2 separate regions of the Homo sapiens genome follow, and region 1 is linked to region 2. A link is an interaction called in ENCODE POLR2A ChIA-PET data of the cell type or tissue named here. Cell type or tissue: PC-9. All regions are shown on one strand. Links, peaks and the distances in the headings refer to the core of each region. The heading gives the core; the rest is flanking DNA.

Region 1 (16,313 bases), core at 6,946-9,445, 150 kb after region 2:
GTGCCACCAGCATGCCTGGCTAATTTTTTTTTTTTTCCAGTAGAGATGAGGTCTCGCTATGTTGCCCAGGCTGGTCTTGAACTCCTATGCTCAAGTGATCCTCCTGCCTCTGGCTCCCAAAGTGCTGGGATTACAGGAGTAAGCCACCACTCTGGCTTCATGTTGAAATTTAATTGCCAGTGTAACACTGCTGCGAGGTGATTAGGCCATGAGGGGTCCACCTTCATGGGTGGGTTTAATGCCATATTTAAAGGACTTTGGAAAGTGGGTGTTCTCTCGCTCCGCCTTCCACCAGATGAAAATGCAGTGAGAAGGCCCTCTTTAAGTATCAGCACTTTGATATTGGATTTCCCAGCCTCCAGAATGGTGAGCCAATAAATGTCTGTTTATTATAAATTACCCAGTCTGTGTTATTCTGTCATCACAGTATAACACAGACTAAGACAGGCAACACCCTAGATTTAAATTTTGGCCCGAGACTGTCTCTTACTTTGAGAATCTCTTGCCAGCTGGAGAGGACAGGAATAAGAAACAGTTTTATTTTCAAATTCAGAAAGTCCTGATTTGGAAATATTTTCTCTATATGCTGCTGAAAATCTGAAACGTTAATTATTTAGCTTAGCTCTTTCTTCTCATTCTTTATTATAAGCAGTTAAAAGAAGCCAGTTGCCACTTTCACCATTTCCCCTGGAAACCTCTTTAGCCAAATACACAGGTTCACTGGGTATCCTGTCTATCTTCCACCAGTTGCTACAGTGACAGTGTTGCCAGAAGTTTTACCACTATGGAAAACAATAAAATGAGCTTATTGTTCTCAAGCTTCCAGTAAGAATTTCTGCACTGCTCTTCCAGCTTCCATGAACAGTTCCCTCCTTGCCTTTCTTAGCCTCCACCAGGTCACAAAGCCAATGCCACATGTTTCAGGTTTTTGATATGGCAACACTCCACTTCCAGCTACCTATTGCTTTTTATCTATTGCTGTGTAATAGAATACCCAAAAATGAGTGACTTAAAATAGCAGTGCTGTATTTTTTTCTGATGATTTTATGGGTCAGCTGGTGGTTCTGTTGCATGTAGTACGGGCTTAGGACGTTCATGTAGCTGCATTCAGCTGGGTGCCCAGCTGGGCCTGGAAATTCTAAAATGACCTCACTCATATGTCAGTGGCCTTAATGCTCTCTGTCAGATAGGAAGTCTTAGTTCTCCTCCACGTGGCTTCTCTCTCTCTATGTGGTCTCTCAGTCTTCGGTAATCTTGCATGAATGTCTTTACATGGTGGCTGGATTTCAAGAGTAAGAAAACTGAAGGTGCCAGCAGTTTTAAAGGCTAGGCCTAGAACTGACAGTTTTATTTCCACTACCTTCTGTTGGTCAAAGCAGATCACAAGTGGTGCCAATCATAATCCCAAAAGACACAATCCCAAATGCCATATCCCAAGTGTTGAAATGCTGAAAGATCAAAATCCATAGCCTAAAATCCTTAATATCTAATTGAATCCCCAAACTATAATGATAGATTTAGAATTAGGTGCAATCAAGGCTTATAAGAGTGAATTTCAAGTTGTTACCAGTAAAGTTTGTCTTTTTCATTCAGCCTGATGCCTTTAACAGAAAACTCAGATGAGTGGATTGGTCACGTGAGATGGCAGTGACAAAAACTTCAGTTTAAAATGCCTTATGGATCTGTATTGGCATTCCTTCCCGCTGATGAAATTCTAGGAGCTTTTAGTAAATTAAAGCTGCATTTGCATGAAGAAGCCAGAGAAATTACTGACTGGTTTGAAGATAATGACGTGCATGGTCGGATAAGAAGACATGCCCTGGAGTTGCTGTTTGACCATCAGTATTGTTTCCACCAAATTTGTGATCTGCATATAAGTGCATGTGAAATGGATTTCCACATACCCAAAACAGCATAGAAACATGGCACAGAAGATCGGAAAGTTTAATAGGGAATACTCATGCAGGTGCATATCAAATCATAGAAGAAGTTGAGAAAAAACAGCGCCACATAGAAAATGAATCTGAATGTATCCTCCAAGGAGACTCATGCCCTAAAAGAAAAAATGTGGCCGGGTGTGGTGGCTCTCACCTGGAATCTTAGCACTTTGAGAGGCAGAGGTGAGAGAATCATTTGAGTCCAGGAGTTTGAGACCAACCTGGGCAACACAGTGAGACCTCATCTCTACTAAAAATTTAGAAAAATTAGCAGGGTGTGGTGGTGCATGCTTGTAGTCCTGGCTACTCAGGAGGCTGAGGCAGGAGGATCCCTGGAGCCCAAGAGTTTCAGGTTGCAATAGAGTGAGACTCTGTCTCAAAAAAAAAAAAAAAAAAAAAAAAAGGAAAGAAGAAAGCAACTATTTATTGCAGTGCAGGTTGGCCACCTCTTATGGAGTACACTTGTGCGATTACCTGTCATCTATCCCACTTTTTTCATGTGTCAAAGCTTCTTTTTCGTTTTTGCCCACTATTTTATTATTTATCTTTAAAAAAAATTTTTTTTTGAGACAGGAGTCTTGCTCTGTTGGCCAGGCTGGAGTGCAGTGGCACAATCTCAGCTCACTGCAACTTCCGCCTCCTGGGTTCAAGTGATTCTCCTGCCTCAGCCTCCTGAGTAGCTGGGATTACAGGCGCCTGCCACCACACTTGGCTAAATTTTGAGTTTTTAGTGGATACGGGGTTTCTCCATGTTGGCCAGGTTGGTCTCAAACTCCTGACCTCAGGTGATCTGCCTGCCTCAGCCTCCCAAAGTGCTAGGATTATAAGCGTGAGCCACCATGCTTGGCCATTTCCACTATTTTAAATGGTCAGCATTGTTTTTTATAATTCACTATGCTACATAATTCATCTTTGCATTGTTTCTGGTATTGGAGGTATAGATTGTATAAAGACTCTTAGAGTGTTCTAATTTGTTTTATGCATTTTTTTCAAATTTGACTCCACAGAGCTGCATTTTCACAACATTGACTTTGTGTGTAACCATTGCGCTTATTGATAAAAACGTTGAAACTTTCACAGGAAATGAAGAGATATCCATTTGTACATCTGCATTTGTGAAAGATAAAATTTCTCAAGATCACAGTTCTTTGGGTGACTATGTGTATGATGGCAACCCATCACAGTTTTTGACTGATCTTGTCAAAAGACTTAGGTTGTTCATCAAGTTATTTCAGATGACTGCAGTTATTTAAGCTATTTCTTTATGATTACAGTTCATTTGCTCATGTTATATCTCTGAACTGATTAATATACCTGGGTGTTTATGCTTGCAAAAATGTGTGTTATTATTGCCTATTTTATTGTGTAAAGTGGCCTCTGAAGTGTTCTGCCATGTTTTCATAGGTTTCTCAAATAAATGCCCTTTTAAAAATGAACAGGATTGGCACAGTGGCTCATGCCTGTAATCCCAGCACTTGAGGAGGCCAAAGCAAGATTACTTGAGCCCAAGAGTTCACGACCAGCCTGGGCAACATAGTGAGACCCTGTCTCTACAACAGATATTTTTTAAAAAAATCAGCTGGGCATGGTGGCACACACCTGTAGTCCTAGCTACTCAGGAAGCTGAGGCGGGAGGATTGCTTGAGCTCAGGAGGTCAAAGCTTCGGTGAAGTATAATGCTGCTACTGCATCAGCCTGGATGACAGGGTAAGACCCTGTTTCTAAAAAAAAAAAAAAAGAAATTTAAAAAAATGTAAGTAAATGCATTTTAAAGAATTTTTAAAATTATTTTTTCCAATATTTTCAGGATTTTGATCTTTTGGGATTGTGATTTTGGGGATTTTAGACTTTAGGGATTTTGATTTTCTGGGATTTCAAAATTCGAGATTATGGCATTTGGGGAATTACGGCCCCAACCCATCACAAGACCTGCCCAGCTGAAGAGGCAGGGAAGAGGATGTTGATGGGAAGAGCGGTATGCATGTCCTGGAGGAGTTGTTGGCAGCCATCTTGGAGTCAGTCTGTCACAGCCTGCTGAACATACTTACACCATGTCTGCTGAAGCTCCTTACCTGTTCAAAGGATGTATGCTTTTAAGCAGTAACTAAACCGTAAGTCAAAGAAGTGAATTTTTAATGTAGATTTTCAAACATGAGCAATGAATATCCATAATTTCTAATTTGAGGAGTGAGAAGATAAAAGTACGATTTTTATTCCCAGAAAGCTTCAGCAAATACTTATTAAGCCTTTCATTATGTATGTACTTTGCTGGTATTAGAAAGAAATTCAGAATTTGTATGTCAACAGCTTAAGATCTGTGTAACTTAGGGAAAGTCATTTAACTTCTTGACATCTGTTTGCTAATCTAAAAAATAGGGAGAATGTGTACGGACCTTGTATACTGCCTGGCATGGGATAATCGCTCACTGAGTGTTACTTTTCTTTCCTTTTTTTTTATCTTCCTCAAAAGGATACTGAACATGGTGCCTCCTGTAGTTCTGTGCCCTGTTTTCTTAGCATTAACTGAAGTTCTTTTATTTGGACAGGTACTGCTCACATGATAGAGGCTGATGTCCTTCTTCCAAGTGATGGATCAGAACACAGCCAGCCAATTATGGCCCATCCCCCTGAAACAAACAGTGATAATACTCTACAGGAGTGGCTGACTGAAGTTATGAAAAGCAATAAAGGCATCAAGCTGGATTTCAAAAGGTATTTGTATAAACACGTTCAATTTTCTGGGAAAAAAGTAATAGCTGTGCCTGACTACCTATTTTTTTTAATGTTATCCAAACTGAAAATGGAATTGTAGACTCTAATATATTTCAGGACTGAACCTAAATGAACCTAAGACCCACTGAGTTATTTACTAAAATTGTTTTTTGGAGACCCTTAAAGGCAAAAGTTAGATTAATTTTTATAAAGGAATTTATCATAAGTGACCATCGTGACAACAGAAAGGTAAATTAAAAATGCTACATATGTTAAAAAGTAACCCAGGAGAGAGAGAGCTGGGAGAAATTCATTGAGCTAGTTAATGCATACCCTATTTGATTTATGTTATTATATTTGTAAAGGGAATTATTTAGAATTCTCCAATAACCAAAGTGTTTCTTAAAAATAATGCTTGGAGGCAGCCGGGCACAGTGGCTTCAGCCTGTAATTCCAGCACTTTGGGAGGCTGAGGTGGGCGAATCAACCGAGGTCAGGAGTTTGAGACCAGCCTGACCAAAATGGCGAAACGCCACCTCTACTAAAAATACAAAAATTAGCCAAGCATGGTGGTGGGCGCCTGTAATCACAGCTACTGGGGAGGCTGAGGCAGGAGAATTGCTTGAACCTGGGAGGCGGAGGTTGCAGTGAGCCGAGATCACGCCATTGAATTCCAGCCTGGGCTACAAGAGTGAAACTCCCTCTCAAATAATAATAATAATAATAATAATAATAATAATAATAATAATAATATTTGGAGGCATTAATACTGAAGAGCAAGAGTAAGCTGTCATTTCCTTCACTGTGGCCATCACAGGAAATTTTACTTTTGTAGTATTTTAGCAGTGTAAAAATGATAAAGAAAGCCAGAAATATACAGCAACACTTCAGAAGCACACTGTAAAGCTTATGAAGGCAGCTGCTATTGAAATCTAGGATTGGCAGTAAGCCTACTTCATCTCTGAGTAATATTTTTAAATAGAATTATCTCAAGAAATTAATAAGGACTTGGAATCTTGTAGGATTCTTAAGATGACTCTAACCATTTGTTATGGGGCAAAATATACCAGTAAACCTTATTATACCGTTAGTGAATGAATAGATGTATAAAATCTTGATATACAGGAGTTTGGATTGACAGGGTCTTGTGAATTAAAGAACTATCTTAAGATCATAAACTTTTTTTTCGACCGGGCACGGTGGCTCACGCTTGTAATCCCAGCACTTTGGGAGGCCAAGGCGGGTGGATCACCTGAGGTTAGGAGTTTGAGACCAGCCTGGCCAACATGGTGAAACCCCTTCTCTACTAAAAATACAGAAAATTAGCCAGGCATGGTGGTGCGCACCTGTAATTCAGCTACTCGGGAGGCTGAGGCAGGAGAACCTCTTGAACCCAGGAGGTGGAGGTTGCAGTGAGTTGAGATTGCGCCACGGCACTCCAGCCTCGGCAACAAGAGCAAAACTCTGTCTCAAAAAAATAAATAAATAAATAAATAATAAAAAATCATAAACTTTTTGAGTTATCAATGGTTCAATTTCATTTTATTGACAAAGAAACTTAGTTCCAGAGAGGTTAAGTGATGTACCTGAGGGTAACAGGTAAGCTTTGACAGGTAAGCTACAACCAGATCCTAATTCTCCTGAAGCCAGTCCAGTGTTCTCTATATCATGAAATAAAGCATTTGATCTTTAGTGCTTGATGGCTTAAACTTTTAGATCTCCTTGATGTCACGTGCTCAGTTTTTCATGTTTACTATTGCCCCTTGAATTGTTTCCTGGGACATATTCTTTGGCTTCTCACCAGTCAGATCAGCTCATTCATTCTTAAGTGCTAGCAGCTAGCACAAAAGCGCTGAGCCTCTGAAACAAAGATTTTGCAAGTTTTTTTTAAAGTCATAACATATTTGAAGGGGATTCAATATAAACTAATAGGTATGTGAACACCTATTACATGTCAGACACTGTTGTAAAAGCATTGCATGTATTTTTCATTAAATTCTCGTAACAATCCTAAGAGGTAGGTTATTGCTGTTATTCTCATTTTCCGGATGAGGCAATGGAGATGGAGGGGCTGAGGAGCCCGCTTGTCACGTAGTTGTTAGTGGAACTAGAGAGCTGTCAGCCTGGCTGGAGAGTTCACACTTTTAACCAGAATGCTGCACTCACTCCCTTTGTAAGAGCAGCTGAATGACCTGTTAGTTAAGTTTTAGTAGTTCTTGTTTTGTGCTTCTAAGTTACTTTGTTTGGTACACAAATAAAAAGTATTATATTTTGGCTGGGCGCAGTGGCTCATGACTATAATCCCAGCACTTTGGTAGGCCAAGGTGGGCGAATCACCTGAGGTCAGGAGTTCTAGACCAGCCTGACCAACATGGAGAAACCCCGTTTCTACTAAAAATACAAAATTAGCTGGACGTGGTGGCACATGCCTGTAATCCCAGCTATTCGGAAGGCTGAGGCAGGAGAATCACTTGGACCCGGGAAGCGGAGGTTGCAGTGAGCCGAGATCATGCCATTGCACTCCAGCCTGGGCAACAAGAGTGAAACGCCATCTCAAAAAAAAAGTATTATATTTTTAAATTTTATCTGGAGTCTCAGCAAGCTCTTCAGCGTTTTAGCTAAGAATTATTTTCCCTTAAACAATGCAATTTTATATAGTTTGTTACAATTTTAAGTACGATATTTATTTTATCATTCCCAATTTTTAAATGAAATTAATAGGAAAACAGGGTATGATATTTAGAAGTTTGATTTACAAATAACTTTTTAGGAAAAAAATATATTCTATAATAACTAAGTTTATATTCTTTTCAGGAGACTTAAATAAATACCACCAAGGAGCAATTTTCAGTAGTAGTCTCACCAGGACTTTCCTCTTCGGATGATCATCTTGGTGAAGCTTTGGTACTTCCTTATGGAAACTTAGTACTAATATATGTAAGAATTGAGAATGTTGGCCACTGTATTTTAAATTAGAATCACATGGAATTTATAGATTAATTTAGAAGGATGTGTCATTTTATAATACATGCAATATTGAGTCTTCCAGGCTTGGTCTGTTATTTCTTGTAGTATACAGTAGTCCTCTGTTATCTGCAGTTTCAGTAACCTGCAGTACACCATGGTCTAAAAGTGTTAAATGGAAAATTTGAGAAATAAACAATAAGTTTTAAATTACACACCATTCTGAGCAGTGTGGTGAAATCTGGTACTTTCCTATTCCATCCCAGCTGGGGTGTGACTCATCCCTTCCCTTCGTCCAGCGTATCCACACCATATATGCTGCCCACCTGTTAGTCACTTAATAGCCGTCACAGTTATCAGATTGACAGATCACAAGAAGAAGGGTGAGTACGGTACAGTATGCTATTTTGAGAGAGAGAGAGAGACCACATTCACATAACTTTTATTATAGTATATTGCTATAATTGTTCTATTTTATTACTAGTTTATGTTGCTAATCTCTTACTGTGACTAATTTATAAATTACACTTTATCAGAGATAGGTATGTGTAGGGAAAAAAAACAGACTACATATAGGGTTGGGTGCTAGGTAGTTTCAGGCATCCCTTGGAGGTCTTGGAACATATTCCCTGCAGATAAGGTGGACTACTGTAGATTTTATTTTGTTGTTTAGGAAAGTTTGTTCTCAGTTCTTTTTTCTCCCACAAAATGTTACACCTTTTCTTCCAGAAGAACTTTAGAATTACTTCGTCAAGTTTTAGAAAATAAGAACTACAACAACAAAAAGTTTTTGGTTCTTTAGTGAGGTTTTAAATTTGTTTAACCGCAGATTTTAAGTTTCTGGTAAGGGAAAATATCATTATCCTTCGTCTACATTAGTGATAATTAAAATATTTACATATAAAATGGAATAAATGTACTAAATTCTTGCTTCACTGTGTTCTTTGTCATAGTTCCTTATGTTTAACTGCACAGTGCTTCGCATGTAGTAGGCACTTAGTAAACACTGGTGGAATTTCGATTTGTGGGAGAATACGCTGTTTGAAACTGGATATTGGCCAGGTGCGGTGGCTCATGCCTGTAATCCCAGCACTTTGGGAGGCCGAGGCAGGTGGATCACTTGAGGTCAGGAGTTCAAGACCAGCCTGGCCAACATGGTGAAACCCCATCTCTACTGAAAATACAAAAATTAGCTGGGTGTGGTGGCGCATGCCTATAGTCCCAGCTACTTGGGAGGCAGAGGCAGGAGAATGGCTTGAACCCGGGATGCAGAGGTTACGGTGAGCAGAGATCGCACCGTTGCACTCCAGCCTGGGTGACAGGGCGAAACTCCATCTCAAAGAAAAAAAAAAAAAAAAAAAGAAACTGGATATTATCAGATGAAGAATCAATCTTAAACCACTCACTCTATGTCAACTTACTAAATTGAGAAAGCCTAAAAGGCTCCCTCCTGAAATGTAAACTGGAAATTAGTATTTAACCCAGCTTCCATAAGACACCAGATTTCTTAAGAAATCAGAGTCCTTTTTGGAAAAAGAGGAGCTTGGCAGGAGGCATGCATGGATTAGTTCAAGGTTTTTCCTTACTCCACCCATGAAGAGCAGCACCTCATGGGGACTTGGCTGCTGCTATGGGACTGACAGACAAGCAAGCTTTGGAGTCACAGGTACAAGTTGCTTGCTACGAAAAATGGAATTTTGTAGGAAGTACAGTGTTGGATCTCAGAATTGTGGTTTTAACATGGTGTTGACACAGGGCAAGGCAGGGAGAATTTAAAAGAGACAAATGACAACATCTAAATTAATGTCTGCAGAGTCCAGCATTAAGGTTTATTAATCCACTAAAATCTAGGCCCTCCCCAATTCAGGGGCAGAAGAGTGAGAAGGAAGCGTACCACATGGCAGCAGAGGGAAAGGGGCTAGAAGCTAAGGGATAGAGCCTGGGTTCCTCTGGTTTTAGTACATAGTATCCTTGCTCACTGGTAAACATAACCCAATAAATAATGAGATTATTTAAATTTCTTCTCTTAGAGTAGGAGGCCCAAAAGGAGTGGAGACAAGAGAGGTAGAAGCATAGACAGAAGTACTGCCGTCTCTTAGGAAGAGAGAGGGAAATGTGAGGAGGGGTCGGTGAGTGTTCTCCCCTCCAGTATCCATCTCCAAAATTCATAGCCTCCCATTATGATATTCACTACAAGGTAATTTTCTTATAAATGAACATAGGCAAGTAAAAATTATGGAAGCTGATTAAAACCTTATTGTTTCAAAGTCTGTAGTTATCAGCTAGAATATCTGTAGGGAAGTAAAAAGATTGAAGTTGCTTTTTAAATTTGAACTAAAATATACGTATTTCTAATTTTCAGAAAAGGTTCTTACAATAAAAGAAGAAAAATGAAACAGAAACTTGAAGGAAATACTATAATTTTATATTTTACAGTCATTTTTAGAATTGTTTATGTATCCAAACTCACCCAAGAATACATAAGGGAAAGAAGCTACTTTTATTCTCCAGGGTCATGAGCCTGAATTAGAGATACAGGGCTTGGATCCACTTGGGTATTTCATAAATGTGAATTTACAGGTTATTAAGTGTATTTCATTTATCTTATTTATACATTCTGGAACGAGTGAATATTTGTGTCTTTTAAAAAACTGTTTTCACACCAAGTGATCCTAATATGGAGTTTTGAAACCTCTATTTTGTCCACAAGTAGTACCACTATTCATATATTTATAGACTCTTTAAGGTATATTCATGAATAATAAGCACAGTTCAACATTTAGAGATATGGCATATGTTAGCTTTTCCCTCTGGTGCTATGCGATCTTTGATTTTATTTAACCCAGACATTATTGTATTTTGATTATGAATTTGAGAACATTGAGACCACTAGTCTAAAAGAACTTCTTTTTACTTTACCTAAAGAATCTATCTCATTGACAACAAATTATGTTTTTAGTCTGGCAGTTGTAGAACCATCCATGATGCTCTTGGAAAATGTGAAGAGGCATCTGAAGCGTCCTGTATGGATTAATGCCGATATTCTTCCTGGTCCAAATGGAAATAGCAAAGTAATAGATGCAAAACCATTTTTAGACACCGTGATATCCTTCTTTCCAGACGTGACGTTTTCCCTGGGTTGGACAACAGGATGGCATCCTGAGAAAGTCAATGAAGGTAATAATTCTAATAATGTATTTCTTGGTCAAATTAAAATATCCTCCAGGTATAAAAATAACATCTTTAATACAAAGACCAAAACCCATTCTACAAAATCTAAGCCTGATGGAAAAAAAGGCCTGACCCTTCAGGTATGTGCAGACCCTTCCATCTGCTCTTTCAGATAGATGCCATGTTCACTGGTGACGCTGCAGATTTTAAGAGAGTTCACACATTTATAGTCATATAAGTAAAGCTTCTGTTAGCAATCTCTTTTTCTAATTTTTAAAAATATAATTTTCCAGATTTTAAAGGAAAGTGGAACACGTCCCTTCTTTTTATCAGGAAATTAGCTGCTAAACTAACATATTCACTTAAGATTTCTGTAAAATGTTCCTTTACTGACTGACCAATATTTTTTACAACTTGCTTTTGATAGAGTATAGAGTTATTTAAAATAGATATATTCTGGCCGGGCGTGGTGGCTCATGCCTGTAATCACCACACTTCGGGAGGCCAAGGTGGGCGGATCACCTGAAGTCAGGAGTTTGAGACCAGCCTGGCCAGCATGACGAAACCCCGTCTCTACTAAAAATACAAAAGTTAGCCAGGCATGGTAGTGTGTGCCTGTAGTCTCAGCTACTCGGGAGGCTGAGGCAGGAGAATCACTTGAACCCAGGAGGCGTAGGTTGCAGTGAGCCAAGATCGTGCCACTGTACTCCAGCCTGGGCAACAGAGTGAGACTCTGTCTCAAAAAAAAAAAAAAAGTGTGTGCATATATATATATGTGTGTGTATATATATATATATTTATTTATTATGTATATAGTTTATTTATATATAAAAATATATATTCTCTATATATACATAGATACTTTTTTTTCAAGCTATTTAGAAACAAGCAAGTGTGTTTTCCATGTGGTTTTTTTTTTTTTTAAATAGAGTCTTGCTCTGTTGCCCAGGCTGGAGTGCAGTGGTGTGATCTCAGCTTACTGCAACCTCCACCTCCCAGGTTCCCAGGTTCAAGTGATTCTCGTGCATCAACCTCTTGAATAGCTGGGATTACAGGCGCCACCACGCCCAGCTAATTTTTGTATTGTTTTTTAGTAGAGATGGGGTTTCACCATGTTGGCCAGGCTGGTCTCAAACTCCTGACCTCCAGTGATCCACCCACCTTGGCCTCCCAAAGTGCTGGGATTACAGGCATGAGCCACTGCACCTGGCCTTTTTTTTTTTTTTTTTTTTTTTTTAAAAAACAGGGTCTGGCTCTGTCACCCAGGCTGAGTGCAGTAGTACCATCATGGCTCACTGCACCTTCAACCTCCTGGGCTCAAGTGATCCTCCCACCTCAGCCTCCAGAGTAGCTGAGACCACAGGCATACACCATCACACACAGCTACTTTTTAAATTTTTTTGTAGAAGTGAAGTCTCACTAAGTTGCCCAGGCTGGTTTCAAACTCCTGGGCTCAAGCTATCCTCCCACCTTGGCCTCTCAAAGTGCTGGGATTACAGGCATAAACCACCATGCCTGGCCCACAATGTCTTAACATGATTTAAATATATGTAAAATATATACATATATAGTCAATTTTACCACTATTTCTACTTTAAGTAAAATATACAGGTAATTTGGGCAAGCCAAAAAGAAAATTGATTTGATGTTAACTATCACTTAAACAGCTAGCATATACCCCAAAGCAACCTTTCTTGGAAAAGAAAATTTAACAAAAATAGGAAATCCAAGTTTATAGAGAATAATAATGATGCAGGTGTACCTAAAAGAAGAGCCTTAAAATATTTAAAGTAAATAAAATCTAGTGGTGTAAATTTTTTTTCTTGTGCTTGAGAGATTAGTAAAACCTTTTTAGTGCCTTAATGTTTTGTTAAATTTGCTCTAGGTCACTTGTGGAATGATTTTTTATCTCCATTTTCCACTTAGTTTTTTTTCACATTAAGTAGCATTTTAATTGACTTAGAATCCAAATGGAAAGTATTATGAATTACCTATGAATTATCTATGGTTTTACCTAATTATAGGTAATTTAGTCTTTTATTTAATTGTCTTTCAAGATTTCAATCAATAAAGTTAAATTTTTTTCTTTTCTTTTAAGGGTACAGTTGGACAATGGTGAAAGAGATGGAATATATATGTAATGAACTAAGTCAGCCTGTAACGTTCCCTGTCAGAGCAGCATTAGTCAGGCAGTCTTGTTCTCAGTTACTTTGGCTGTTAAAGAAATCAAACAGGTATGTAATAGTTTAACAAATGTGTATGTGAGTGTGTATGAGAGACAGAGATAGAAAGGGCATGAAAATTGATTATTTAAAGACAGTGTGTGTGAGAGAAAGGTAGACAGAAAAGGAATGAAAACTGATGATATAAGCGCACAGACTCCCTCACCGGATTGGAGCTCCTTGATGAACCTTAACTTACTTAACATCGTATATTTTACCCCTATTCCTCACAAAAGTTTTTGTACATAGTAGGTGCTCAGTAAGTGTTAGCTGTCTTTTTCATTATATATTCACAAAAAATTATGAGTGGATAAATTAGCTTCTTTTTAAATTTCATCATAATTTCAGAAATCAGCCAGGTGTGATGGCTCACACCCGTAATCCCAGCACTTTGGGAGGCTGAGGCAGGAGGATCCCCTGAACCCAGGAGTTTGAGATCAGCCTGGGCAATTTAGTGAGAACTTGTCTTTACAAAACATTAAAAAATTAGCCGAGCGTGGTGGCAAGCACCTGTAGTCTCAGCTACTCGGGAAGCTAAGGTGGGAGCATCGCTTGAAACTGGGAGGCCGAGGCTTCAGTGAGCCAAGATCATACAACTGTACTACAGCCTAGGTGACAGAGCGAGGCCCTGTCTCAAAAATAATACTTTCAGAAATCTTTTTTATATAAAAGTTTTATTTTGGTATGTAATAAAAATTAGTTGGACCACCTATTGAATATTTAAATAGATTATAAAAGTACAGATGTTAAAAATTTTATTTTTTTTTCTTTTAAGAGATCAATCAGTAGAACAAAAGGAAAAGTCCAGAATCTATCATGGAACTTAGTGTAGAAACAAGCTGACTTTTCAGATCTTTGGAGCAAGAAGTTCAGCAACTGGTTTTAGGACAACAGGCTATGTAGGAAAAACAATGCTGACACCTTTGCTTATTCCTTGCTCCAAAATACATTCCCAATGAATTAAAGATTTGAACATCAAACAGTAAATGCATAAAGAATAAACAAGGGATGATTCCTTAAATATAGTTTCAGAATGGAGAAGACCTTTCTTAGTAGTAAGGCACAAAACCCAGAAGCCTGTAAAAGGAATTTTGATACATTTGAATACATAAAAATGGAAAGCAACTAGTAAAAAGACCCCCAATGTGTATGTCAGAGAAATGTTAAGAATTCTGACAAATAAAGGATTTTTACAAATTACCCAGAAAAAGTCCCAGTTTAATAATTCACTATGTTGCAGAGAATAGTGGAAGCAAGACACTCATACATTTTTGGCTGGAGTATAAACTGATCAATAATTTCCTTGGAGAGAAATTTGGCATATACTCATGAATTTCACTAATGAGACCGTGTCTTACTAATAGACGTTCACATAAGCACAGAGACATAGGTACAAGGATATTCTGGAAGCATCGTTTGTATTAATAAAAGACTTGAAACATTCTAAATATCTATCAGTCAGACACTGTTGAATAAATTATGGTACACCCATATGATGGAATATTATATGTTATAGATAATGCAGGAGACCCTATGTTTTAATATGGAATGATCTCTAAGATATATTATTAACTGAATAAATTAAGATGCAGAATGATAGGTATAGTATGATTCCATTTGCATGTGGGAAAATTGATGTGTAAAAATATTTGTAGATGAATTGAGCTTAGAGTAGTTTGAATCAGTGGCTGCTAGCATTATGCTTAAAGAGAAATATTAGGTGATACCAGACACTATTCCAGTCAGATTCTTAGTTACAAACAATTATGGGGCAACCCTCGTTGTTAAAGTATCCCGTGATGCTATTTGACATTCTCTTTTTGCAAACACATCATTTATTTATTAACTCTGCCTCTAGGTTTGTTTGTTTTCATTAGTGTCAGGGAAGTGCACTGAAATCAAATAGCATACTGTATTAATTTTTTAAAGATTATTATTGAAATTAAAGCATTACATTTAATTAAAATTTTCAGTTCTCATGGAAAACTCTAGAGTTTTTGAGAATATATTTTCTTACCCTCATTTGAGAAACATTTACAATATAGATGGACTCTATTTTCTTGGAGACATAATACTCAGATAATCATGTGCACAAGTACCATATGACTATGGCCACATTTATGAGAGAATTCAGCCCAGCCTATATTCCATTTGGGTATATTTTTTTCATTTTTGATGATGTCACATTGATTTTCACATAGTCATATGTGTGATAAGAGCACCTAAAATCTATTATGTTAGCAAATTTTTCAAATACAACAATATTAACTATAGTCCTCCTACTGTCCATTAGATCTCTAGACTTATTATCTTGTGTAACTGCAAGTTCATCTACTCGTTATTTTTTAAAGATACCTACTTACTCTCATTTTACTGGTTTTGAGAATCATATTCATCCTCCAAAGTTCTGGAGTTTGCTTGTTTTTCTAATTATTCCATAGAAAAAAACTACAGAACATTATCATTAGTTCTACAGACTTAGAGGTTCTTATATTGTTTGAGATAGGAAGGAAAAGTCCATTTATTTTTTAAAAACTTAGCACTGAAATATTTATGTAGACTATACTTTTTATGGTAAAAGCAATGTAGGCTGATAACAGTGTTTCAGATAACAAAATCTGGATAATATGCTTCTACTTTAAAAGACTGAAGGTTAGAATTGTCTTTATGGTGGACCCAGGTGTTTTAATTTTGTTCCTAATAATTTTTTTATTATCTAATGTTTGTGAGATTGCATGAAGACAGCAACCTTGCTTATCTTGATCATCCACAGATCTTTAGCATTTAAAATAATGCCCAGCACATCATAGGAATTTAATAAATAGTTGTTAAATGGAAAAACCAAATGCATACAGGCACTGTTTCATCATAGAGAGCATTAGAAGCCTGTACTTTCTGGAGAAGTAGTTTTGGTGTTTAAATACAAAAATAGCTATAAAAGACAGCATTAAGCAAAGAGCCTTAGAGATTATTTTAGTTACTCTGGTGTCAAGTACCACCTCAATCACCTTGTGATGTGCTCTAATGTAATTAGTAATATGAATAATATGTTACAAAGGGAGTAGCTTCTAGAGAAAGAATGCTTCTAAGAAGATAGCAATATCCCATCTTTATACGAGAACCTCATTTTGAGTCAAGCAATTGTGCATGAATGAATCCTGCAATGTCAAGAGAGCTATTTGAAATAAGACACTATCACAATATTTCTGTGTCAGGGAACTCAACAAGTGATGAACTGCTGATCCCTTTTTGCTTCTCATCTAAGTAGTTGGTGAATCCACTCTGCAGTAACACCCTTGAACCATGG
Region 2 (16,313 bases), core at 6,338-8,837:
ACCCTCCTCTTCTTCAGGAGCCTCCTAATTATCCTAACTTCTCTCTCAATCTCTCGCTTTCTCTCTCTTATTTCCAAGTCTCATTCCCAAGAGTTGTTGCATCCGCTAACAGTTTCATGCTTTTGCAATACCCATTTCTCCACTGGTATATTTTCTCATCATTTAGACCAACATACTAGGAGGGTGTCGAAAACTGAGAGGTTCTTTTGCACTTCCCTTTCTTTGGAAAAAAAAAAAACCCTCAAAGATGTCTAGAATGTTATATTACTTATGTTTATTTATGTAATCATGAATGAATTCTATGGTTATTACAGATTAGATATTAAATGTGTTGGTGTTTTATGTTAGTCTAACTTGAAACTAGGCTCACAAATGTAATAATCTTACAGTAATCTCTTTTTTATTAAAAAAATCACATGCATCAGCTTAATATATTTTGCTCTATATTTGCTCAGTCATGCATCTCTAATGCTTCAAGATCAGGTTCAACGACTTGGATCCAGAAGATTCATATATATTAGAGTCTGGGTTTTGGGGGGTGGGTGAGAGAGAGTAGTTTTGTCCTTGTCGTTGTTTTGTTACAATACATGCTTATGGTTAAAAAAAAGAAAAGGAAAGTATGAAAGAAACAGAGCACAAAGAATAAACAAAACACAACGAACGTAATCCTCCCACCTAGAGGCAACCAGTTACTGATAACATTCTGGGTTGTACCCTTCTAGAGGTTTCTCTATACATTCCACATCATGGTGTATGCACAATTGAGTTCTCTGCTTTTTTCCCACATTACATCACATTATAAGCATTTTCTCCATCTTTAAAAACGTAAACATATAATTTAATTTAATTATGCATGCAATACATAAATAAAATGTCTCCTTTTTCAAATATTAAAGTGTTTAGGTGTAAAGATAGGTATCAATAGAATTTCGAACACCACTCCCACGTAGAAGTGTCCTCAGTATGAAAATATCAGAGTTTATTTAGTCATTGTCCTGAGTTATTTCCATTATTTTCCTATTCCAACATTGCTGCAATGAATTTCCTTTAATATATGCTTCTTCAGGGTAGGTAAGTAGAAATGGAATTTCTGGGTTATAAATGTGAAAATTATTTAGTTATAGTAGACATATTTAATGCTTAAATTAAAAAATCTATTGCATGTTTTTAATGTTCAGCTTCAAATACTTTGGTGAAAATATCTTTGTTTATATATTTTTGTGTTTATTTCATGTTATTTCCTTAAATTTCTAAAAGAACTACTCAAAGGTTATAAAATGTTTTAGACCTCCTGATAGCATCAAATCATTTTTCAGAAGGATTATTTCAGTTTAGAATCTCCTGGGAATGAATGGGATACTCATTTTACCCTCCAGGCCAACATTAGGTGTTATCATTTAAAATATATTGTTTTCAATTTGATAGGGAAGAAATGGCATGTTATTTTAATTTGCATTTCTATGATAACTGGTGAGTTTGAACATTTTATATGTTTACTAATCATTTTAACTTCCTGTATTATAAATTGTCTTTTCATATCCTTTTTCCATTGTATACTAAAGCCTTTGTGTTTTCCGTATCAATTTTCAGAGCTAGTTTCATGGGCCCGTACCTGTGTATTCACACTGGGTCCCACACTTACAAGGGCCTCGAACTTGGTTTAATGCTCTGCTGTCGCCATCTTAGAATTGTTAACAATTTTAGGACAAAAATTTCCACCTTTCATTTTGCACTGGGCTCCAGAAATTATGGGGCTCCACAAATTATATAGCCAGTCCTGTCAGTTTATATATATTAGCTTTATATATAACAAGAGTATCAGCTTTGGTTACATGTTACAACAAACAATTTTTTCTTCAGCTTTTATTTTCTGCGAACAAAAATACATGCTCATTGTAAATCTTAAATTTTATAAGATATATAGTATAGAAAGTAAAAGTGGCTAATAATCCCATGTCTGACAACCCCACTGTTAAGTTTTGTGTTTTATATCTATATCTATCTATCTATCTCCAAATTTCAAACTGTTTTTTACAATAGTGGCTACCACTCTCCAGTTGGTTGTGAGCTGTTTGAGTGTAAGATAACCATGAACCCACAAAGAGCTGCCGCTTAAAAATTAATGATCTGCTTCTCCACCCTCTTCCAAAGAAAAACTCCACTTCCTTCTTCCATCATAATAGGAAGCTTCTTCTTTTGGTGAATATGACACAGTTTCATTTACTACACTTTATGTTCAAAGTGTATTTATTTACCTTCAAACACTTTTTATTACTTACACCATTTTGTTTTCATTGTTCTGATTTTTCTATTTGTAAGAATTGTTTGGATGTCTTGGGATGGAATACACTGTGATCATAATTTTTCTCCATTAAAATGAATGAAAATACTTTTTCACTTAATGGCAAGATCTTCAGGAACAATTTAAAGTCATTAATTGAGGCCTACGTATTATTTTATTTATATATTCTATGAAAATGAACAATCCATTTTGTATCCTGCCTTTATCAAGGGCACTATATCTTGGACATCTTTCTGTAACAGTATATATAACTTTAAAAGTAAAGATTTTAAGACAGATTTTTGTATGTAATCTTGTTTAATGCAAATAAGCTTTAAATAGTATTTGTTCTAAAATCTCCTTCCTTGTTTTTTTCAAGAGAATTAAATCATTTATTGATTACACATGATAATGGATGATACACAAGCTTCATTCCCATCTATAATTTTATCTAGTACCATTATTCAATTTAGATATATTGCATAGGATGTGCCAACAATCACTTTTATAACCAATAATTCCATGATTTTGCTTGGGTAATCCCTTTTAATGGTGAACTTCAGGTCACAACGGTAACTATCAGTTCAACTACACCAAGGTTTCTGAAGACAATGGCTTCTCCCTCCAAGCAGGTTGTATATAAATTCCAAATAGAACCTGGCATCACCCTGAAGGAATTCTAACTTCACACTGTTGGGGAAATTTACCAAGATGGCTTCAGAGTAGACTAACTTTACACAGCACATTAAAAAGAAAAGACATTTATTCAGCATCACGATCAGACTATTACATTAGCAATCAACAGCATAGGTGCAAAAAAAAAATCTACATTAAAACCCTTTGTTGGAATGCTTTACACTTTCCACAGAACAGAAACTAAAATAACCTGTTATACAATTAGTCACAAATACAGTCCTCGAGTTTTTTGCCCATACACATGAGTATTTGTCTAAAACATGTCTTCTTTGTAGCAGCTAGGCCCTGCCACCACTGTGCTTGGCTGAGTTCACAAATCTGTTGTAACCTGTAGCTTCCCTGTCACTTCTCTGGCTCTCCGCTCCTGCTAAGCTTTGTTTCCTAATTAAAATCTTCTGCCACTGCCATAGCTACCGCTGCTACTGGAACCGCCATAGCCACCTTGGTTTTGTGGTTTTGCAAAGTATTGGCCTCCACCACCATAAGGGCCAGAGCTTCTGCCTCCAAAATTTCCTCCCTTCATGGGTCCAAAATTTGAAGACTGATTGTTGTAATTGCCAAAATCATTGTAGCTTCCACCACCTCCAAAATCGCTTCCATCATTACCAAATCCATTATAGCCATCCCCACTGCCACCATATCCACCACCACCATGACTGCCACCAAAGCCACCACAACCACTGAAGTTTCCTCCATGACCAAAGTTGTCATTCCCACCGAAACCACCTCCACGACCACCACCAAAGTTTCCAGAACCACTTCGACCTCTTTGGCTGGATGAAGCACTATCCATCTCTTGCTGTGACGGGGCTTTCCTAACTTCACAGTTGTGGCCATTCACAGTATGGTATTTCTGAATGACAATCTTATCCATGGAGTCATGGTCGTCAAAATTTACAAAGGCAAAGCCCCTTTTCTTGCCACTGCCTCGGTCAGTCATGATTTCAATCACTTCAATTTTTCCATACTGTTCAAAATCATCTCTTAGGTGATGTTCTTCAGTGTCTTCTTTAATGCCACCAACAAATATCTTTTTCACAGTTAAGTGGGCACCTGGTCTTTCAGAATCTTCTCTCGAGACAGCTCTCTTTGGTTCCACAACTCTTCCATCCACCTTGTGTGGCCTTGCATTCATGGCTGCATCCACCTCCTCCACAGTAGCATATGTGACAAACCCAAAGCCCCTGGGGTGCTTGGTGTTTGGATCTCTCATGACCACACAGTCCGTGAGCATTCCCCATTGCTCAAAATGGCTCCTCAAGGCTCTCATCAGTTGTTTCAAAGCTCAGCCCTCCAATGAAGAGCTTCCTCAGCTGTTCGGGCTCTTCAGGAGACTCTGACTTAGACATGACGGCAGGGTGAAGAGAGACTTTAACAATGCTTCTTCGGCGGTGTCCATGGGCAGAAAAAAAAAAAAATCCTAAAATCTCCTTTGTAGTGTTAATTAATATGCTGTTGTGCATGCCTTTCTTCTAGGCCCTTTTTTTTTTTTTTTTGAGACAGTCTCACTCCATTGCCCAGGCTGGAGTGCAGTGGCACAATCGCTGCTCACTGCAACCCCTGCCTCCTGGGTTCAAGCGATTCTCCTGCCTCAGCCTCCCAAGTAGCTGGGACTATAGGTGTGCGCCATGACGCTGGCTAATTTTTGTATTTTTAGTGGAGATGGGGTTTCACCATATGGGCCAGGCTGGTCTCGAACTCCTGACCTCAAGTTATCCACCCGCCTCGGCCTCCCAAAATGCTGGGATTACAGGTGTGAGCCACCGCACCTGGCAGCCCTTTTTAATTTAATATGATTGCTGGCTTCTGGGCTTATCATATATATCTAGTAACTTGTGACTTACAGGATATGCAAAGGTTGGTGGTGTATGATTTACTTGCAATCGAATGTAGAATTTTCCTCAAATAATATGACATTTATATTTATGGGGGAAAGTTACAGCGTGCTGGCTCTTCTTCTAATGGTTATTTGACGTTTTGCTTCAAATCATAAGTCTTGATACCCAAATCAATCTCAAGATTCCTCTCTGTAGAAAGAAGCTACAACTCACATTTGAAGCTATGTGCTTCTTTCACTATTCTGACTGTGCAGTCCATTTCTATTCTTAGGAGAAGTAAAACAGGTGAGTCTTAGTGTGCTTAAACCTCCTCATAAAGCTGCTTTGCTTCATGGTCCAGGAATTTTGATTCCTTTCATTTCCCTGCCCTCCTCTGCCTGCCTAACCTTTTAAGAAAAATACCTAATTCTAAATCCCTTGGTACCTCATCATGACCACAAATGTGTAGTCAGAGATAATTTAAACTCTCCCTTTTCCATGCCACTAGGGAAATTGTTTGCTTATTCTATAAACTACAAATATTATAGGTGTGAGGAACAATTATATGATGTTGTATTTTCTTTATCAAATTTTGCAAACTTTTGTCCTCTCCTCCCTCCCTCCTTTCTTCTATCCTTCCCTTCCTTCCTTTCTTCCCTCCCTCCTTTCTTCTATCCTTCCCTTCCTTCCTTCCCTCCCTCCTTTCTTCTTTCCTTCCTTCCTTCTCTCTTTCTTTCTTTCATTCCTTCCTTCCTTCCTTCCTTCCCTCCCTCCTTTCTTCTTTCCTTCCTTCTCTCTCTTTCTTTCTTTCATTCTTTACTTCCTTCCTTTCTCTTTCTTTCTTTTTCTTTCTTTTTTCCTTCTTTCTTTTCTTCTTTCTTTCCTTCCTTTATCTCTCTCTTTTCTTTTCTTTCTTTTAGATAGAAATGGGGTCTCACTACATTGACTAGGCTGACTGCGAACTTGTGGACTCAAGTGATCCACCCACCTCAGCCCGCCAAAGTGTTGCAATCATAGGTGTGAGCCACCATGCCTGGCCCATTCCACATTTTTTACTTGTACATACACACACACACACATATACATATATACATATATATATGCACACATTTATCTTCAATTGTACATTTGTTCTACATGATCTAACCGCAAGCTTTATCTTATTTTATTTATTTATTTATTTATTTATTTTAATTTATTTTTAAGACAGTGTCTTGCTCTGTTGCCCAGACTGGAGTGCAGTGGCAGATCTCGGCTCACTGCAACCTCCACCTCCTGGGTTCAAGTGACTCTTCTGCCTCAGCCTCCCAAGTAGCTGGGACTATAGGCACCCACCACCATGCCTGGCTAATTTTTGTATTTTTAGTAGAGCCAGGGTTTCACTATGTTGGCCAGGCTGGTCTCGAACTCCTGTCCTCAAATGACCCACCCACCTCGGCCTCCCAAAGTGCTGGGATTACAGGCATGAGCCACCATGCTCAGCCTATTTTTTTTTTTTTTTTTTTTTTTGAGAGAGCCTCTTGCTCTGTTACCCAGGCTGGAGTGCAGTGAAGTAGTCATGACGCACTGCAGCCTCAAATTCCTGTGCTCAAACCATCCTCCTGCCTCAGCCTCCCAAGAAGCTGGGACTAGAGGCAACGCAACCACACCTGGCATTTTTTATATTTTTTGTAGAAACTGGGTCTCACTATGTTGCCCAGGCTGGCCTCTAACTCCTAGACTCAAGTGATCCTCCCACCTCATTTCCCGAAATGCTGGGATTACAGATGTGAGGTGCCACACCTGACTGCAAGCTTTATTAAATTCTTATTTTTTCCATCTTATCAGCTCATATTTTCTTGTTAGTATTCGTTTGCCTGCTTTTTCTTCTCCATCAAAAATCTGTACCTATAAAATCAACTTTTTTTTTTTTTTTGCTATTCTAAACACATTTCTACAGTTTGTTTGAGAAGCATTTTCCATGCTTTTTTTTTTTTTTTTTGAGATGGAGTCTTGCTCTGTTGCCAGGCTGGAGTGCAATGGTGCAATTTTGGCTCACTGCAACCTCAGCTCCCTGGGTTCAAGCAATTCTCTTGCCTCAGCCTCCCCAGTAGCTGGGATTATAGGTGCCCGCCACCACGATGCACTAATTTTTATATTTTTAGTAGAGGCAGGGGTTTCACCATGTTGGCCAAGCTGGTCTCGAACTCCTGACCTCAGGCGATCTGCCCACCTCGACCTCCCAAAGTGATGGGATTACAAGCGTGACCCACCACGCCCAGCTCCGTACACTCTTAACCAGGAGATTGTTTGTTTTTTCGCACACAATATCTAATGATGAGCTGTTTTATAGCATGAATTTAGTTAATGCCAAAGTACAGCATTTATTTTTAGCAAATGAATCAGCAAGAACAATAAAGCTGTTTTAATCAGACCAAATATGAAATCAAGTGTTATAGATGGCCTTCGCATATAATTTATATCTGCATTTGTTTTGGCTATAAAGTGTGGGGGACATTCTAACTCATTCACATTCTAGCAGATATTTAATAGCTCGATTTTCTTGATACTCTTCAATTAAACAGACAGCAGAGGAAGCTTTATTCTGAGGTCTATACAAAATGAATTATCTGGTAGTGTAAGTATCAATTTGTTGGTAACCTCCAGGATATTTCTGTATAACATATTGAGAATTCATTTTGTTTTCTAAATCATAGTTTTATTTTTTAATTAATTATTATTTATTTATTTTGAAACAGAGTCTTGCTCTGTCACCCAGGATGGAGTGCAGTGGAGCAATCTCGGCTCATTGCAACATCTGCCTCCCAGGTTCGAGCAATTCTTGTTCCTCAGCCTCCTGAGTAGCTGGGATTATAGGTGTGTACCATTTCCGCCGCTAATATTTTTTGTATTTTTAGTAGAGACGTGGTTTTGCTATGTTGGCCAAGCTGGTCTCGAACTCCTGTCCTCAAGCAATCTGCCCACCTCGGCCTCCCAAAATGCTGGGATTACAGGCATAAGCCACCAGACCTGGCCCTAAATCAGAGTTTTAATGTAAAATTCTAATCAAATATTTGCGAACCTCTAAAGAACCTCCTTAGAATCTTAGGATTTGGGCCGGGCATGGTGGCTCATGCCTGTAATACCAGCACTTTGGGAGGCCCAGGCAGGCGGATCACTTGAGGTCAGGAGTTCAAGACCAGCCTGGCCAACATAGTGAAACCCCGGCTCTACTAAAAATACAAAAATTAGCCAGGTGTGGTGGCGGGCACCTGTAATCCCAGCTACTCGGGAAGCTGAGACAGGAGAATCGCTTGAACCTGGGAGGCAGAGGTTGCAGTGAGCCGAGATTGTGTGAGTTCACTCCAGCCTGGGTGACAGAGCAAGACTTTGTCTCAAAAAAAGCCAACAACAACAACAACAACAACAACAAACTTAGGATTCTACAGAACTCAGGTTGAAAACCAGAGATCTAGAGTACTAGACCATTGGGCCAAGAATCTGTGTTTGTTACTCAAATTTCCTGGGCTTCAGAGGCAGTCTTTCTCACATCAGATTGTGTAAGGTTAAAAAAAAAATTTTTAAGTCCTTTTTTTTAAGCAACAGGGTCTTGCTCTATCACCCAGGTTAGAGGGCAGTCACATGATCATAGCTCACTGCAGCCTCGAACTCCTGGGCAATCAAATGATTCTCCTGCCTCAGCCTCCTGAGTAGCTGGGACTATAGGCACACAGCAGCACACTCGGTTATTTATTTATTTATTTATTTATTGTAGAGACAGGGTCTCACTTTCTTGCCCAAGCTGGTCTTGAACTCCTGGCTTCAAGTGATTCTCCCCCCATGGCCTCCCAAATTGCTGGAATTACAAGTGTAAGCCACCTCAAATGGCCAAGTACATTTTTTAATGAAGGATTACCAATGCAACATAATATGTTGGAAAAACTTGAAATCAGAGAACGTTCATTATTCTTACTATTAGTAGAAGGCATGCTATATACTACACACTCTGATAAGTACTTTATAAGTACTATCCAATTAAATTTTCTCCAAAAAGAGCTATCCTGTGGAGTAGCTACTACTATTAGCCTTTCTTTTATGAGATGGAGTCTCACTATGTTGTCCGGGTTGGAGTGCAGTGGCTATTCACAGTTACAATCATCGCACACTACAGCCTGGAACCCCTGAGCCCAAGTGATCCTCAGGCCTCTGCCTTCCGAGTAGCTGGGACTACAGTCATATGCCACGATGCCTGGCAGCCCTATTTTTTAAAATCAACTTTTATTTTAAGTTCTGGCATATATGTGCAGGTTTGTTACATAGGTAAATATGTGCCATGGTGGTTTGCTGCACAGATCAACCCATCACCAGGTATTAAGCTCAGCATCCATTAGCTGTTCTTCCTGATGGTCTCCCTCCCCTGCAACCACCTCCAACAGTCCTCAGTGTGTGTCGTTCTCCCCCATGTGTTCATGTGTTCTCATAGTTCAGCTTCCACTTGCGGTAGCTTGTTCCACTTGCGGAACATGTGGTGTTTGGTTTTTTGTACCTGCACTAGTTTGCTGAGAATAACGGCTTCCAGCTCCATCCATGTCCCTGCAAAGGACATGATCTCATTCCTTTTTATGGCTGCATAGTATTCCGTGGTGTATATGCACCATATTTTCTTTATTCAGTCTACTGTTGATAGGCATTTGGGTTGATCCCATATCTTTGCTCTTGTGAATAGTACTGCAATGAACATATGCGTGCATGTATCTTTATAATAGAATGATTTCTATTCCTTCAGGTATATACCTAGTAATGAGATTGCTGGAGCAAATAGTATTTCTGTTTGTAGATCTTTGGGGAATCACGACACTGTTTTCCACAATAGTTGAACTAATCTCATTCCCACCAACAGTGTAGAAGTGTTTCTTTTTCTTCGCAACTTCACCAGTATCTGTTGTTTTTTGTCTTTTTAATAATTGCCATTCTGACTGGCATGAGATGGTACTGCATTGTGGTTTTGATTTGCATTTCTCTAATGATCTGTGACGTTGAGCTTTTTTTCATCTGTTTGTTGGCTGCACGGATGTCTTCTTTTGAGAAATGTCTATGCATGTCCTTTGCCCACTTTTTAATGGAGTTGTTTGTTTTTTTCTTGTAAATTTGTTTAAGTTCCTTGTAGACTCTGGATATTAGACCTTTGTCAGATGGATAGATTGCAAAAATTTTCTCTTATTCTGTAGGTTGTCCGTTAAAAATATGGAATGCTTCACAAATTTGCATGTCATCTTTGTGCAGGGGCCATGCTAATCTTCTCTGTATCAATCCAATTTTAGTATATATGCTGCCAAAGTGAGCACAGCAGCCTTGTTTTATAGGTGGAAATACTGAGGCTTGGAGTGGTTGATATGCTTAAGGTCACACAAGCAGCAAGTGGTAGAGCTAGAATTCAACCCAAATTGTGGTATTTTTTTGGGTAGAAAACGAATGTCTTCAATTTATACAGCATCTTGAATTGAGAAGCCTCAAGTTAATAAATGATGGTAATAACCACTGTTTTGATGATCCAGGGCCAGTTCTGACTGCTGAATGTAACATTTTCCATAAGTATGTGCTATAGAATTGCCTAGGAAATTCTATTTTAAGCTGTACGTTTAAGTGGTGAGTTACTGACTACCGCTCTTTTTTCTGTTTTTATTTTTACATATTATTTTAGCCACTGATGCTAGACAACTTCAGAAATTTAGGGACGTATACTAATTGTTTTTCAAAAGAACATTTCTTATAGTATAACTAAATTTTTTAAATGTATGTGTGTGTTTTTTTTTTTTTTTTTTTTTGAGACAGAGTCTCGCCCTGTCGCCCAGGCTAGAGTGCAATGGCACAATCTCAGCTCACTGCAACCTCCGCCTCCGAGGTTCAAACGATTCTCCTGCCTCAGCCTCCTGAGTAGTTGGGATTACAGGCAGCTGCCACCATGCCCAGCTATTTTTTGTATTTTTAATAGAGATGGGGTTTCACCATGTTGGCCAGGATGGTCTCGAACTCCTGACCTTGTGATCTGCCCGCCTCGGCCCCTAAAGTGCTGAGATTACAGGTGTGAGCCACTGTGTCCAGCTGACCAAATTGTTTTTAATTAGAGTGTCTACATACACTCCTATACCATCATACTTCTTTAATTTCTTTGGGAAAAAAATTAGTACCAGAAATGATGTAATACTTTATGTGCCTATTCTCTTTATTTATGTTTTAATTCTATTTAATAAGTATTGTTGCTTACTAGTTCAAGCTCAAAAAGCATGCATAAAAAACCAAATTTAAAAATTTAGTTATACTATAAGAAATTTTCTTTTGAAAAACAATAAGTCCCTAAATTTCTCAAGTTGTCTAGCATCAGCGGCTAAAAACCATATTTTATGCATGCTTTTTGAGCTTGGACTGGTAAGTAACAATATTTATTAAGTAGAATTAAAACATAAATAAAGAGAATAGGCACATAAAATATTACATCATTTCTGGTACTAATTTTTTTCCCAAAGAAATTAATAAGTATGATGGTATAGGAGTGTATTTAGACACTCTGATTAAAAACAATTTGGTCAGCCAGGTGTGGTGGCTCACGCCTGTAAACCCAGCACACTGGGAGGCTGAGGCAGAAAGATCACTGGAGGTCAGGAGTTTGAGACCAGCCTGGCCAACATGGCGAAACCCCATCTCTACCAAAAATACAAAAAATTAGCCAGGAGGCTGAGGCAGGAGAATTAGTAATCCCAGCTACTTGGGAGGCTGAGGCAGGAGAATCGTTTGAACCTGGGAGGCAGAGGTTGCAGTGAGCCGAGATTGCACCACTATACTCCAGCCTGGGTGACAGAGCGAGATTCCATCTCAAAAATAACCTCCAAAAAACAAAAAACAATTTGGTGGTCTAGCATGGTGACTCCTGACTGTAATCTCAACGCTTTGGGAGGCCAAGGCAGGATTATCAGTTGAGTCCAGGAGTTTGAGACCAGCCGGGGCAATATAGACCCTGATTCTATTTAACAAAACAAAACAATTTAGTATCACATTCTTTTTAAGAATGATTTGAAATATAAAAAAGTATACTTTGTGTTCTAATAATGGAAGTAAAAATATTCTTATTTAATCACTTTCTGTTTATAGAATATACAGCAAATATACTCTGTCGGCAAGTCTGTGGGGAAACAGGCTGTCTAATATATTAATCAATTCACTTTTCCTTTTGACCCAGTAATTCCATTCCACTTCTGAGAATTTATACTGCAGATATATCCATAAACATAAGGAATGAAACAATATAAGATTTTTCATTGCAGAATTTTTTTAGGAGAAAAATACTGGAAACAATACAACTATTCAACAGCAGGAGATTGACTAAATAAATTATGGGTTATACGTCCACAGAATGAAGTACTATACAATTATAAAGAGTGAAGGAGATAAACAGTATGGTTCATCAAAAAACAAAACTACCATGTGACCCAGCAATTCCCATTTCTGGGTATATATCTGAAGGAATTGAAATCAGTATCTCAAAGAAATATCTGCACTCCCAAATTCATGCAACATTATTCCCAATAGCCAGCAAAAAGGGTGCTGGTGTAAATAAGACAGGATTAGCTATTCTAGAGGCAGCACTCAATCAAGAGAAGTTATGCAAAGTCTTTCCCAGAAATATCTAAAAATAAGATAGTATAAAAACAAACCCATCTGTTTAGTAATGAATATATATTATAGCCAATAAAAGTCTAGAAAATAATTTTATAATAAGTTCCACATGAAAACATTTGAAACTTTAAAAGGCATGGCCTAATATGGTGAACAGAATGTTTCTATTAAATGGTAGAAATAGGAATTTGTTGGGAAAGTAAAAATTTATTGTTTATTGTTAAAATGAGTATTTTAAAAAAAGGATTATTTTTACCCCATTTTTTGTGAGTTAATCAGGACTAAATTCTACATGTCTTCACTTTGCCTTGGGGGTAAGCAAAGATAATTAATGTAAAATTTTAAGAATTTAATTAATTTTAAATTATAATTGACATATAATAATTTTACATATTATGGGGTAGTGTGATGTTTCAATACATGCAGACATCATATAATGACCAGATCAGGGTAATTTTTATTAACTTCTGATCATCTTTGTTATTATAAGGGATCAGGGGCACAGATATTTTTAGAACAGTAGATCATCTAAGAAATTTTTTCTCTTTGCCTTGAAATGTATAATCAGATTATGTTTTTTTTTTTTTTACTGGAGAGGTTTACAGAGTGCTTGTGTTTTACTTGACAATATACTACTATTTATTTGTTATTTCTTAACACATGGCAGCCAAGACTGGAAGGAATTGGCAACAGTGAATGCCAGGCAGCAGGGAGAAACCAGTGTGGAATATTAATTTGTCACAGAAAAATCCACGAGCTACAAATCTACATGTGTATATATGCAAGTGTTACCTGTGAAATTAGGCCAAATTTCTTCTGAGGATTTTAACTACTGAAAACGAATGCCATTGTTTGAGAGTTTGACAGTAAAAAGGAGGAAGATAGGGTCACATTTTATTTTCTATTTCAAATGAAATTTATTCTTTCTCATTTGTGATTAATTCTCATTTGATATGCTGGCCTCAGCATTTCTTTGGTTTATGCTTATTTTTCTAGTTTCTTTGGACATGGAGCTTGAAAATAACATGCAAACTGTGGGCATGCCTTTGTGTTTGTGGGCAAATAAAGCATTAGGATGCCTTTTGGATTTAAAGCTTGCAGTGGCTGGGAACTGCTTCCATTACAACTCCTGTTCCTTTGCTAAAAGGGGCCGCTTCTCTCAGGAAACAGCTTCCTCCATTCAAATCAGAGGTTCAATAATTAGGTAAAGCAACAACTGCTTCGGTTCTCCATTTTTTGTGGAATAAATGAAAGTACCTGTTCTGTAATAACTTTATTGTGGTACTCAAAGGGTATTAAAATGTATTATTAATTTTAGATGATAGAATTAACTCATTAAATAATTTTGTTTCCATGGTTCAAGTGTACAAATAGTTGGAATGACATTTACAACCATGTACAATTATTGATCTAACCAAGACACAATCGGTTCTCTGTTTGTACTTAATGTTTCCTAAATTCATGTGTTTTTCACGTGACCCTGAAATTGCTATGTAAGGGTATAATAAAACCTACTGTGCCGATTAAGATCAAAAGGATAAGCAAATATGGATTAACGTAATGACAGGCATGGAGCGAGTTAGGAAAGCGGATTAGGGCAGCGGAAAGCACTTGTAGCACACAGATGAAAGCGTGCAGCTGCACCTCACCATCTACTAGCTGTGCAACTCTGTTACTTAACATGTTGGAGCCTTAGCTTTCTCCTTTTATAAGCAGGGAGTAGTAACTACCTTGCAGGTTATAGTGAGGGTTCCAGAAAATATTTTTATAGTGTCTAGCTCCATACCAACACTTGATAGAGATTCACTGAAATGGAAGCTGCAATTTCTGGTTTTTAGAAGTAAATACTTAGGGTAGGATTCTATAAATATTTCATTTTTATAAAAGGTGGATAATTTTATTTTACACTTTCAGAGTAGATATGAAAGCAAATAAATATTAAAATGCATTGGTGGGGGGAAGTCTGGTTAAAAGCATAGATCTAAGAGCAGGTATTAGCAGCATGTGGCAGGAATTTGAAAGGTGGCAGCATCATTGAAGGCCCAGGCAGGAAGACAGAACCAAGGTACCGTCACAGAAGAAATTCAAGATGGGGACCTGGTCACAAAAGCGATGGGAGAGCTGAGAGGAACCAGAGGTCAGTGAGGCAACAAAGGGTTTACAAATGTCAGGAAACTGCTATTGCTCCCAAGGTAGGAGGAACAAAGGAAGGAAGTGGTAGAAGCAGAGCTTAGGAAGGCTGGAGAGAGTTGGAACCATGGCAAAGGCCCAAGCCCTGCTTGAGATTCCACACAAAGCAGAGAGAGAGAAAGAAGGAGAAATACCCTGGCTTTCCCCCTTCCCACCCCCCGATCTCCAGTCATTGCCTCCCCACTGGTCAATTCTAACTAGAAACCAATTGTCAAAGAGGAACTGGTTTGGAAATGCAGTTTGCAGAGGTCAGTGACCTGCAATCCAGAGCAGAGTAAAGGAAGGGCAGAGAATGGGTCTGAGACCAAGTGGACAAATGACCAGCACAGTGACATTCACATTTATTTTCTGAGGAATTGTTTGCATGGCCTGGGACAGGATTACAAGGCAGGTAGTTTACTGCTTTTGCTTTTTTCCTTTCTTCACTATCAGTGCCTTCCCTCCCAGGATTTTGCACAGGGCAAGTCTAGGTACTGAGATCCAAAACTGTGATTAGACAAGAACGAGGCTCATAGTTACCACAAGTTAGATTAGAGTATCTCTTCAAGTCCAGAAAAGGAAACTATGGCAGGAAAACACAAATACAAGAAATGGCTTATTCTTCTAAGCAGATAAAATAGATTCTTCGTTGGCAACAGATCTATAATCAATGTCAGTGGAACAATCTGCAATAGACTAGAGATGACGGTGATGGGAACCAGAAGGTGAGGTGCTGTTATATTGTGAGGGTGGAGTCAAGAGGATTTACTAATTGATCCGGTGCAAGCATGAGAGGAAAAAAAGAGTGGAGGATGATGCCCAAGTTTATGCTGAGCAACTGGAAGCCATCATTTATTCAGATGAGCAAACTGCAAGAGAGGTTTGGGGAGGATAGCAAGAATTTGGTTTTTTGATATGCCAAATTTTAAAACTTTTTGTTCTCAAAGGATCCTTTTCAAAACTGCCATTTTTATTATTTTTTAAAATGTAATGCAGGAGGCACACTACTGAAACCAGGGAAATTATTAAGTGAAAGTCTATACGTCCAAACATGGAACCCCATCTTTCTTCCATCCCTTGATTCTGAGAAAGCTGGCAGACAAGATTTACCCATTCACTGTTCCCCAACCCTTCCCCCAACTACAAGAGATTTGGATACTTACTACTCTTGGGAAAATTGATTCACTCAAGAAAAAATTCCTTGCCGAGAGCAGTGGTTCACGCCTGTAATAACAGCACTTTGGGAGGCCGAGGCAGGTGGATCACAAGGTCAGGAGTTCGAGACCAGCCTGGCCAACATGGTGAAAACCCGTCTCTACTAAAAATACAAAAATTAGCTGGGCCCAGTCTGGGCAACAGAGCAAGACTCCATCTCAAAAAAGGAAAAGAAAAGAAAAAATTCCTACAGATACCAATAATTAGGGATTCCCCACAGGAGTATCTGAGTTCATAATCACTCCATAGTCATTCCCCACAAATTCAGAAGCTCCACCTAAGAACTCCCACTAAAAAGTGAAATTCTCAAAAGGGGGAAATAAGGAAGGAGACCACCACTTCTCCTGCTGCCCTTCCCTTCCCCCCACCAACTTCCCTAGTTTATAAGATAGGGAAAAAAGGGAGAAAGCAAAAAGTTGAAAAGAAACAGAAATAAGATAAATAGCTGGACAACCTCGGCGCCACCACCCGGCCCTGGTGGTTAA

What was found. ChIA-PET counts read pairs that join two places held together with the same protein. Peaks named below come from ENCODE experiments on the same cell type or tissue, not always from the same donor. Only the 100,000 strongest peaks of a DNase experiment are listed, where the experiment ranks them.
Region 1: POLR2A ChIA-PET joins it to region 2 with 13 read pairs; 2 of 35 experiments call an interaction of 5 or more read pairs at or near these places.

Annotation. Positions count from the first base shown.
Region 1 is chr5:80,509,121-80,525,433 of GRCh38, forward strand. FAM151B (family with sequence similarity 151 member B) reads left to right here. Exons shown (of 6, transcript NM_205548.3): 3 at 4,484-4,649; 4 at 10,573-10,790; 5 at 12,883-13,018. Among named protein-coding and RNA genes, the nearest start is that of FAM151B, 29 kb to the left of the region's middle. RefSeq lists an enhancer at 3,431-4,630. In PC-9, for the core only: no CTCF peak of the experiment used is centred there; a DNase peak (open chromatin) is centred at 7,921; H3K27ac peaks cover 689 bases.
Region 2 is chr5:80,355,715-80,372,027 of GRCh38, forward strand. It overlaps the pseudogene HNRNPA1P12 and the pseudogene RNU6-211P. Among named protein-coding and RNA genes, the nearest start is that of SPZ1, 44 kb to the left of the region's middle. In PC-9, for the core only: no CTCF peak of the experiment used is centred there; no DNase peak of the experiment used is centred there.